2 separate regions of the Homo sapiens genome follow, and region 2 is linked to region 1. A link is an interaction called in ENCODE POLR2A ChIA-PET data of the cell type or tissue named here. Cell type or tissue: PC-9. All regions are shown on one strand. Each heading gives the region's core, and the rest is flanking DNA. Links, peaks and the distances in the headings are about the cores only. Region 1 overlaps MAST4 (microtubule associated serine/threonine kinase family member 4). Region 2 overlaps MAST4 (microtubule associated serine/threonine kinase family member 4).

Evidence for each region. ChIA-PET counts read pairs that join two places held together with the same protein. Peaks named below come from ENCODE experiments on the same cell type or tissue, not always from the same donor. Only the 100,000 strongest peaks of a DNase experiment are listed, where the experiment ranks them.
Region 2: POLR2A ChIA-PET joins it to region 1 with 8 read pairs; 4 of 35 experiments call an interaction of 5 or more read pairs at or near these places.

What each region holds. Positions count from the first base shown.
Region 1 is chr5:66,956,762-66,962,144 of GRCh38, reverse strand. All of the region lies in intron 4 of MAST4 (microtubule associated serine/threonine kinase family member 4), which reads right to left. Among named protein-coding and RNA genes, the nearest start is that of MAST4-AS1, 45 kb to the left of the region's middle. In PC-9, for the core only: no CTCF peak of the experiment used is centred there; DNase peaks (open chromatin) are centred at 2,274 and 2,654; H3K27ac peaks cover 2,303 bases.
Region 2 is chr5:66,875,486-66,880,868 of GRCh38, reverse strand. The region is part of intron 3 of MAST4 (microtubule associated serine/threonine kinase family member 4); the gene reads right to left. Among named protein-coding and RNA genes, the nearest start is that of MAST4-AS1, 130 kb to the left of the region's middle. In PC-9, for the core only: no CTCF peak of the experiment used is centred there; a DNase peak (open chromatin) is centred at 2,838; H3K27ac peaks cover 159 bases.

The DNA.
Region 1 (5,383 bases), core at 260-5,259:
GGGTTGGCAATGATGGCTAAAATCAGATTTGGGCTTACTATGGTTTGCAAATCCTAAATGCCATCCTTGTCTCCCATTATATGGATAATTGAGACTTGGCTGTATTTGTCTTAAACTAAAATATTAAATTATTGCTCAAATGCTCTAATTAAAAAATATAATGTTTCAACAGAGTAAAGTTTTATATCTTCTAAGACCATTCTCTGATTTGGTACCAGCACTTGTAATTAGTAAGGAATTATTTTCCTTATACACTCAGAGCATATTCAAAAGCTGCTGCTCTTAAACATGCTGTACTCTAACTTAGCAGCTCATTGGAAAGCTCTCAGGAATGTCCCCTGATATGTCCATCATTTTGTCTATGTACAGTCTTATCTATTCCTTCCTGTCCTAAAATCGGCATGCATAGGCACTAACACCATTCCCAGTCTCTATGCGGAAACACACATGATGAGTGCTACGAAGTGTCTATGTACCCAATTCTATACTTACAATGAAAAAAGAAAAAACAAAAAAATCTACCTTTCTCAGAAACTGGAAAGCCAGGCATAGGCTATTTAGGCATCATAAATTTCTGTATAAATTAACAACTTATTAATTTCTGAAATATATATTTGATGTCTCACACCTAAGATTTCAATATCTGAAACAGGAATCAGAAACTGCCCTGTGTTTACTGATAAATCCAATGGAAAATTCTAGATTGCATCTACAGAGCATAAAATAGGCTCATATAATACTCCACAGCTGCAGTGCTTATGGAATAAACTCTTCTGAAAGAAAAACAGTAATGTCTGATGAACATTCAAAAGCTGTTCTACACATTTGCTGTGTGAGTTAAGACTGTAAGATTCCCAGATAATTAAATTTATATACATTAAATCTGCTTTTAATAGAATCTGTGATAAGACTTTCCATTATAACATTCCTCTGCAGTGGCTAGAAGTTGAATTTACTCAAAGACTGCAGAATTAGCTTTCTCCATGAGTGAATGTAAAGTTAGCTATGTCCATTTTAGAGTAATTTTGCATTTCAAGGTAAACAAAATGTTCAAAGTAAATCACATACTAATACTACAATGATATTTAAGAGTGATTCTCTATTCCACTCTCACGCTCCCTAGGCAAACAGAATTACCTATTTTAAATGCACAGTAATATTTACCAAGATAAGAGGATAGAAGGAGGGGGCGTGGCCTGATACCAAAACAACATCCAAAGATCCCCTGTGTTTAGCTGACTGTTATGTCCTGTGTCGACGCTGGCAAGGTCATAAAACTCGTGGCATAATTCAGTCCTTCTAATCATAAAATGGAATGTTTGACACAGCTGAGTTCATATTTTTAAAAAGTTACTTTGAAGTGTCTCCTCTTAATGTAGACAAGATTGAGAAAAGAAAGAAAAAAAGTAAAGGAAGAAGAGGAAAGAAAGAAAAAGCCTAATGTGAAATGATATCTACTAAGTCCAAAGAAAACAACCAGGAAACAGCACAACAAAAAACAGAGGCAAAAGCAAAGCGGGAGGTTAATGCCCCTGGGTTTTAAACACAGAGCTATGGCTTAGTTATGCATTTCCAGCTAGAGAGAGGAGGGTTAAGTAGAAGAATGAGTGCATGCCACTAAAATATTCCACACAGATGGTGAGAGTTGAATGTTAGGGTGGGGGTGGAGATGGGAGAAATGTTAGGGCAATGGGTAAATACTATTCGTACCTCTAATATGAAGAATGTCACAGCTAGCAAGAAGGTTGTGAGAGCCCTCTAACTTTTTGTAAGTGAGTCCCTCATTAGTATAAAATCAGGGCACAATTTTAGAGCAAGGACTGATTAGAAAAGTATTCACTTCAGAATGTCATGCTTTTATTAATTAAGGAAATAATTTCTCTTGTATGATGCATCTACAAAATTCAAGAGGAATAATAAATCCTCAGAACCAAGCACAGTTCTCATTCTGCAGTCTCTTTCTGCAGACAGTCCAGTATGAGATTATTGGGACTGTACAGAATTCACTGAAATGTAATTTTATATCTGTGCTGTAAGTTAGAAAGAGGGATATTTATGTTTGTCTACCGGATTTATATTTTACTGTTTATTATTTTAAGTGTGACAGCACAGACTAACTCACAGCTTCTGCATCTTTGACTAACAGATTTAAAATAAAAATTTGCTGACACTTCCTGCATCACAGATGTCTAACTTCTGCGCCACAAATTAGATGTGGACATGTTCATGTAGCTACATCACATCACAAGGCAGTCAGATGAGTTAATGGGTTAAAAAAAAAAACAGCTAAGCAAACACACAGCTCAACTAGGTAAACACATTGCATGCAGTGGCTGGAGATTCTGCAGAGAGGATTCTAAATGTACCACAGTTCATTAATATTCTGTTGCACAGATAAAACATGGATCACATCTAATGAACGTCACAAATAACCCTTCTCTTGCACTCTAATCCATTGTAATGTCTTCTATTATTCAATGCAGACAGAGGCCTTTCTTTAGAAAAAGGCAACATAGGGATAAACAAACAGTAAGAGAGAAGGAGAAAAAGACAGATACACCATGGCCTACTGATACATTCTTTCACAATGAGCTGTTAAGATGTTTCCAGAACTGGGGTTTAGTAACTTTAAATATGCAGCAATGCTTTTCCTCTGACTGCAATGCAAAATGCTGGTCTGGGTGTCCACATTAGCTGAAACCAAATGCCATGCATTTAAGACATGTTCCTCCACCTCACACTGCAGTGCTCTGAGGCTGTCAGTACAAACAAATGCTAAATAGCTATTGGTCGCCAGAAAGCGAGTGCCATGCAGAAAGCATTAAAATATTAAAGACAGACAATACTTACTCCAAGGTCAGCCCCGGAATCTGTAGCCTTTCCCGCTGGGCTTTCATGGTTGTTATATGTTAGCACACTCTATTGTAACCATGACACACACTCCCTGCCAGCGTCCCGGTGATGACAGAGAGCCAAACCGAACCTCTCTAAAGGACTGGACTAACACTCTCTCGAGGGGGAGGGGGAGGCTGCAAGTTTGGGTCCTTCCACCTCTAGCCGTAATCAAGAGATGTCAGCTGCTTTCCTCAGGTTAACGGCAGTGCACACTGCACTGATTTTGTTAAAGGAACGAGGCTTGCAGCTCTGCATATCAAGTAATTGGTTTCTGATTTTTTTTTTTTTTTTTAAAGAAAGTCGCTCTACTCACAGACCCACTTTTCACCTCAGTGAAATGAAAAGTCCTTTTCACCCTGCAGACTGGGGCAAAAAAATAAAGCAACAGTGTCATACTTGTAAAAGAGTTTATCTCAGCACACGTCAACTATTCCCCACCTCCCTGTGATGCTCTCGAATAGAATTCAGCCACCCTGAGGAGGCTCATCTTACACTTCCCTTGGTGGAGTTAACTAAATCACTCATAGTCCCCAAGAAATAAATGAGGAATAGTGCCACATAAAAATAATTAGATCTTTCTCTATATATGGCAATCATCAGAACGAGGAATAAACTAACTGCATTAATTTGGGGGAAGTCAGACTCCGTTGTGCCGCAAAGACTTGTGTGAACAGGCAAACCCGATGATAGGAAACTACCAACTGGAAATGCAAGAGATAGGCACTTGGATTTTTATTTTCGAAAAGCTCATTTTTAAGATCGCAGTGCTGTATACTTTACAAAAGCAATCTAATATGAATAAGGAGGGAAAGAAAGAACATGAATTTTGAAAGCCTGAAAGTTTCATCTTGTATTTATTAAAAGAACCTAATTTTTCACAGCATTCATAACTTGGAACTAAGTGTACTTCCATTGTAGTGTATGAAGAACGTAACTGACTCACTTCCTCTAATGCATTTTAAAATGTTTTAAAACTTGGCAACCCCTGGTTTGTTGAAAAGAAACACTAGAACAAATTAGAGCTTTATTTTATCAAGAATTCTAATTTTCAAGTACTACAAGGCATCTCTTTCTCTTTCTCTCTCTTTCTCTCTCTCTCTTTCTCTTTCACACATACACACACACACAAAGAGAGAGAGAGAGACAGAGCCAAACTGCGGTAAAATAGCAAGTATATTCAAGCAGTTATATTTCAAAGGCTATGAAGTCAAACTCTGTCTTTTTACAGATGAAGAAACTGAGGGCACACAGTTGGCGGCTATAATAGGATTAGATCCTGGTCTGTAAATTTACTCTTATCCCAGAGGTCTGCCTAAGCAGGGATGCCACAGGTAGCTGTTCAGGTTGTGCCCTGGGCAAGGAGGGAAGTAGGAACCAACATCTGGTCTGCTTTCCATGGTTTTATGCCTGCACCTGGCTCTGGGCTGCTTCCACTCCATTTTTCTCATTTTCACGAAGTCTCCCTCAGCTCTGTGCCCTTCTGGAGGGCTACCTGTTTCTAACTCCACAAAGGTGCATATGGGCCAGTGGAGGTTTATAGGATACTCTCAGAACTCTTTTCTACATCCTTAACTATCAACTTGCTCTGGGGCATTTGTTAATGCCCATTGTTAACTAGGTACCAGCTTATCTCTCAGTGTGAGCTCACAGAACCAACCAATCCTCTTATCCTTTGGAGGTAACAAATCCATACTTGAAATATAGTCACTGACTCCACAGAGAGGCAGCTAGAGATGTAAAAAGTAATTGTAATTTAGTAGAAAAAAGCATCACAAAAGGAAATACTAAAAAGATATAATGGATCCCAGCTACTCAGAAGGTTGAGGCGGGAAGACGGTTTGAGTCCAGCAGTTTTGAGACCAGCCTGGGCAACACAGCAAGACTCCATCTCAAACAAACAAACAAGATATAATGGAACACAAAAAAGAGGCCTCAACTTTCCTTAGGAAAGTTGGTCGGGGAAAGTTCGAAAGCATGGGTGTCACAGCCAGATTATGATAAACAAAGAAAAGAAAAAAATCAGTTACCACCCTATAACAAAAAATAAAGCGAAATCCACAAATTCTTTAACTTTTAAAGTAGACCTTCATCTCAGGAAACACATTAGAATATTATTCAATAGCCTTCTACACACAGATCTTCTGAAGTAAACTTCAGTTCCATATAGCCAATGGACTACAATACATTTTCACTTCAGTTTCCTTTTACTACCCCTAATTTAACATACCCAAAAGAAAACTCACCATCCTGCCCTCCAAAACTCCAAAATAAGCCTCCTTTCAATGTAAAATATCCAGAATGCCACCATTCTTTCCACCTAATGTCAAAATACATTGACCCAAAATACATTGTATCTTGGCTAGATTATTCCTAAATGGTCTACTTCCTCCCTGGTACCCTCTACACCTTGGTGACCACATAAACTCCAGAGTGATCTCTTTCAGAATGTGTCACTCTTCTGTTCAAAATCCTCCAACAGCTTCCCTGT
Region 2 (5,383 bases), core at 258-5,257, 81 kb after region 1:
CAAAGTGAATGTCAGTATATATTACATTAGTGGAACTGAGTTTCAAAGATATTTTTTACCTTTGGTATTTTTGAGTGCTTTAATACTGTGTTTCTATCATACCTTATACAAAGCATCACGGAAAATAAGTGGAATCCACTCTCCTTAGAATTACTTGTATGGGTCTGAGTAGAGAGATGTTAGGCTGAAAACAAATGAGATAAGCTCTGTAGTCTTCTACTTCTCCTTCTCGTCCTTTTGTTGCAATAAACTTTAGAGGATGGTGAATGTCCTCAAACGTCCATTGTTAAGGGGAAGCTAGACAATTCAGGAGGAATCCAGTAGAAGTTAGAAGTGAGCACAGAGGTTTAGCAGCTGGCTCAGAATGAAAGGAAGAAACTCTGGGTCAAGAGCTCTGGATTTCTTTATGTTTAAAAAAACCCACTTTTTTTGGAATGGTTAATATATTACCACAGTCTATAAAGTATAGAGAAGCATTTAGTTTTTAAAAAACTCCTTTCCATCCTAGTCCCCAATTCACCCAGTTCCCACATTTCTCTCCCAGAGAGAACCACTGTTCTAAGTTTTGAATGAACTTGTCCAGAATTTATGAGCAAAATATGAGCAAATATGTAATATCTGACTACATAAGCCAATGAGTACATACTCTTATTCCCCTCCTACTTTTACAGCAAATGAAACATATTAAGCCTACTATTTGGCCCTTTGACTTTTCCCTCTGATCAGGAGATTCTTTTATATCAGTGCAAAGCCCTCAGTCTTTTACATAGCTGTATGGTATTCCATAGCACGAATGAAACATAATTTGTTTATCCACTTAACTACTAAAAGATGTTTGGGTTGTTTCCAATCTTTTGCTATTAAAAAGGATGCTATAATAAATAATCTTTTCCAGGACTCATTCAGCATGTACACTGGTCTATCTGATGGCTTTACTCCCCAAAGAAGAACTGGTGGGTCAAAAGGTACATGTATTTTGATTAACATTGACAATTTGCCATCTGCAGAAGTTGTTCTAACCTACACTCCCACCAGAATTATAAGTAAGAAAGCTATTTCCCAGACCAGTGTCTCATGCCTGTAATCCCAGAACTTTGGGAGGCCAAGGCTGGTGAATTGATTCAACCCAGGAGTTTGAGACCAGCCTGGGCGTCATCGCGAAATCCCATCTCTACAAAAAATACAAAAATTATCTGGGCGTGGTGATGTGTGCCTGTTGTCCTAGCTACTCAGAAGGCTGACTTGGGAGGATCACCTGAGCCTGGGGAGGTCAAGGCTACAGTGAGCCGTGAGTGATGGCACCATTGCACTCTAGGCTTGGTGAGAGAGTGAGACTTTGTCTCAAAAAACAAAACAAAACAAAGAAAGCAAGCTATTTTCCCAGAAAGCATAGCTGCAAAATACTTTTAGTTTTAGATTTCCAGTTTTAGAAACCAGAAATACTCCCAGGTTTAGATTTTTGCCAACCCAATAGGTAATTTGTGTATGTATATATATATATATATATGTGTGTGTGTGTGTGTATATATTTTAAACACATAAAATATATATATATATATCAGTACAATTTTTAATTTGTACTTTTTTTTTGAGACGGAGTCTTGCTCTGTCACCCAGGCTGGAGTGCAGTAGCGCAATCTCGGCTCACTGCAAGCTCCGCCTCCCGGGTCCACGCCATTCTCCTGCCTCAGCCTCCCGAGTAGCTGGAACTACAGGCACCCGCCACCACGCCCAGCTAATTTTTTGTATTTTTAGTAGAGACAGGGTTTCACCATGTTGGCCAGGATGGTCGCCATCTCCTGACCTCGTGATCTGCCAGCCTTGGCCTCCCAAAGTGCTGGGATTACAGGCGTGAGCCACCACGCCCGGCCCATTGTACTTTTCTTATAAGGGTAGTTGAGAATCATTTCCTATGCGTATGAGCCATTTATTCATATTTGCTTTTCTGTGAACTGTTCATTTGTTTCCTTTGCCCATTTTTCAATAGAATTGTTAGGGGTCTGCAGTTCTTCTTAAAGCCAACGGAGACAAAAAATCCTTGTAAACTGGGCTAGGAACCATAAGGAGAATGAACACTCTTCCATCAGCTTTGCAGCTTTACCTAGGTCCATAGGAGCCAGGGGCCAGAAGAGTGGTATCTAGGCCAAAAGAGTTCTCTGACATTTAGGTAAAAAGAACATCACGATTACTTGAGGCTAAAAGAGAAAAAAAGAAGGTATAGTGGTTGCCTTCCTCTTGAACCCTGAGAAATCTTGCATTGCCCAGCACAGTCCATGCCCCAGGAAAGAGGCCAAGCCCTTCCTAGATGTTGGTGGCAAGGACTAGGCTATGATGGCAAAGTACAGAGATTAACTGGTCTGAATCCTGGCTTCACCTTTTACTAGCTCTGGGATCTTGTGTGAGTTATTTAACCTCACTGCCCAAAGGTGCTGAATTGTTGTGTACAAATTTGCCAGGTAGGTAGAAGATGTGTTAAGAGTAGCCCCAAAACACAACATGATACTTTTTCTGGACACAGAATTGGCCATTTGAAATATGGGAAAACATTATCCTTTTAGTGTGATACACGCTGTCATAGCTTTGTCCTGCAAACTGGCAAACGTGGCCCACAGGAATTGACATTGAACATCTAAGACAGTTGTCCCACAGAGTTAAACAATGACCAGGAGAGAAGAAAATTCATTTATCTGGCCACTGCAAGGTCTTCCTTATGATCCAATCATGATAGGTATTTATCTATTTATTTATGTCTAACTAATGCTTGCAGCTCAAACTGCTTTATCCTTTGATAACAGGAGGCTGCCTTTAAATTCATTGAGAGATTTTTCCACTTTCCTTCATGAGTCATCCATGCCTCCCGGCCAGTCATAACAGAAGCAACTGACTGTAGTAAAAAAATCAATGAAAAGGTAGAGGGCTTTTTCTATGCCTTAGGAACGCCTGATACCTCTAGCAATTTCAGAAAGTTTTACATTTCTATTGTTTTTGCTTTTAAAGGCTTATGTTTTTCATGACGTTGTTTTCCAGCATCATAATTTAGTACCTAGTACAAATGACAGAGGTTTTTGTTTTCCTTAGTTTTTCAGGGCTGTCCATCTTGTTCTGTGTTGCTTGATCTTGTTCGGTTTGTGGAAATTCATCAAGCTGTACACTAAGGAGTCCATATTATATTTCAATAAGAAGTTTTATATACATGTGCACACACTGAAAGAAAATGGTCAGCCTCCACAAAGAGGAAGCAGTTGCGAATGCCAGGCCCGTGCCGGTGGTACCATCTGTGGAAGGCATTTCTACCTCTCGTCTCCACTTTAGGTACGTCCATCAGGAGTCAGCAAGGCTTAGTGGTTAAGAACAGGGGCTTAAAGCCAGAGTAATCGGGCTTGAATCCTGGCTTCACTTTTACCAGCTGTGCGACCCTGTGCAAGTTACTGAACTTCACCCTGCTTCAGTTTCCTCATCTGCAACATGGTGCTAACAGTACCCAAAATCCTCAGGTTGCTGTACAGATGAAAGTGGTTCACATGTGTGTAAAGCAACTAGAAGCAGGCTGGACCCATGGGAATACTGTGTCAGTATTAGCTATCCCATTGCTCCCCATAGCAGTACTTACCTTACAGGTGGCTGCATCCACTTCTCACTCAAGCATTTAAGCCTCCCTTATATCATATTTCTTTGCTTACCAATTTATTCTTGTGGAGATCCAAGTGTAGAGGAGAGAGTAGGCTGACTCCTCCTCCTCAATCACCCATCCATTTACTTACCTGCATGGCTACTTTCCAGTCCTAGGCCCTCCCCTCCTGCCTCCAAGCAATCTTTCTCTATATCTGATGGATATTCGGCTATTTGCACATGCTCCTATGAAATGTACATTATGTGGTGTGTACTTTTAATTGATTGACATTAAAAGTATGATACTGCAGAATTGATTTTTTAAGCTTGGTTCCACACAGTGATATGTTTTAAGCTCTATCCACATTGCTGTGTGTTCCTTCGGGCTGTTGCTTCCAATGGCTAAATGGTACTCTATGACATTCCCCCATTTACCCAACCACCCACAACTGTCAATGCCCACAAAACCTCTGACTTTCTGTCATGACAATGCTCCAAAAGGCACCTGGGTACACGCCTCATACAAACATGCCCTCTTTAGGATTGAGGCCGCTGGGTCATAGGGCAGACTATGTCTCATTTAACTAAGTACTGGCTGTACTTACACCAAAACAGCCTGATCACTCTACGGAGTGGCTTCAACAGATCGTCTAATTATAACATTCCTAATGAGGTACATGGTGTGACTTCCCCCATTGTACTGATACAAGATTTTCCCTTGGCTTCATAGCTGGTACACACAATTTGAAAATAGGGCACATGACCTCGGAGCTGCAGTGTCTCCCACCACAGAGGGCCATGACAAGAGCATACCTTCCACCTCTTCTTGGCCTGTGTCACATCCCCTATCTCCTGGCCCAACCGATGACTACTGCATGCATTCACATAATGGACAGGCCTAAGCTCATATTGTTTAAAAAGTCCCACCTCACCTTCTAGGCCCACATGGAAAACCACCACTTCAAGGACACCTTCTCTGGCTGCCACTCAGATCTCCCTCCACTCAAAAATCAACATTGCATTGATAGTGTTTACCAGGCAATTCATTTATTGTCTCTGCTTCATTTACTTATTTTTGCCAGTTAAACGACACTCTGGGGGTAAGAATTAAACACTGCAATTTATATTCCTCCATGGCTAACACACTGCTGAGTGTACGATAAGCATTTTTTTAAAAAGTATAGTAGAACTGGGGCCAGGCACAGTGGCTCACACCTGTAATCCCAGCACTTTGGGTGGCCAAGGCAGGAGGATTGCTTGACCCCAGAGTTTGAGAGCATTTCTGGGCAACATAGCAAGACCCTGTCTTTACCAAAATAAAAATAAAAACGTGAGCTGGGTGTGACAGTATGCACCTGTAGTCCTAGCTACCTGGGAGTCTGAGGCATGAGGATCACCTGAACCCAAGACTTAAGAGACCACACTGAGCTAAGACTGTGCTACCGCACTCCAGCCTGAGTGACAAAGTGAGACTCTGTCTCTAAAATTATTTTTTAATAAAAAAAATACATAGAACTGTATAGACTTTTAATAATGCAGACATTTTACCTCAACAATCATGTGGTACTAACTGCTTATTTACAAATGAGGGGAAAAAATAATGATTACCAAATAACTATGGTAACAGTAATCATAACTTAAAAGATTGTTATAATTTGGTACTCATTAAGTGCCTGACCATGTGGTAAAAATTTTTTATGCATTATCTCATTTAATCTTCAAAATAACCTGATGAGATTGAGATGCTTTTGTTCCCTATTTTTCAGATGAGGAA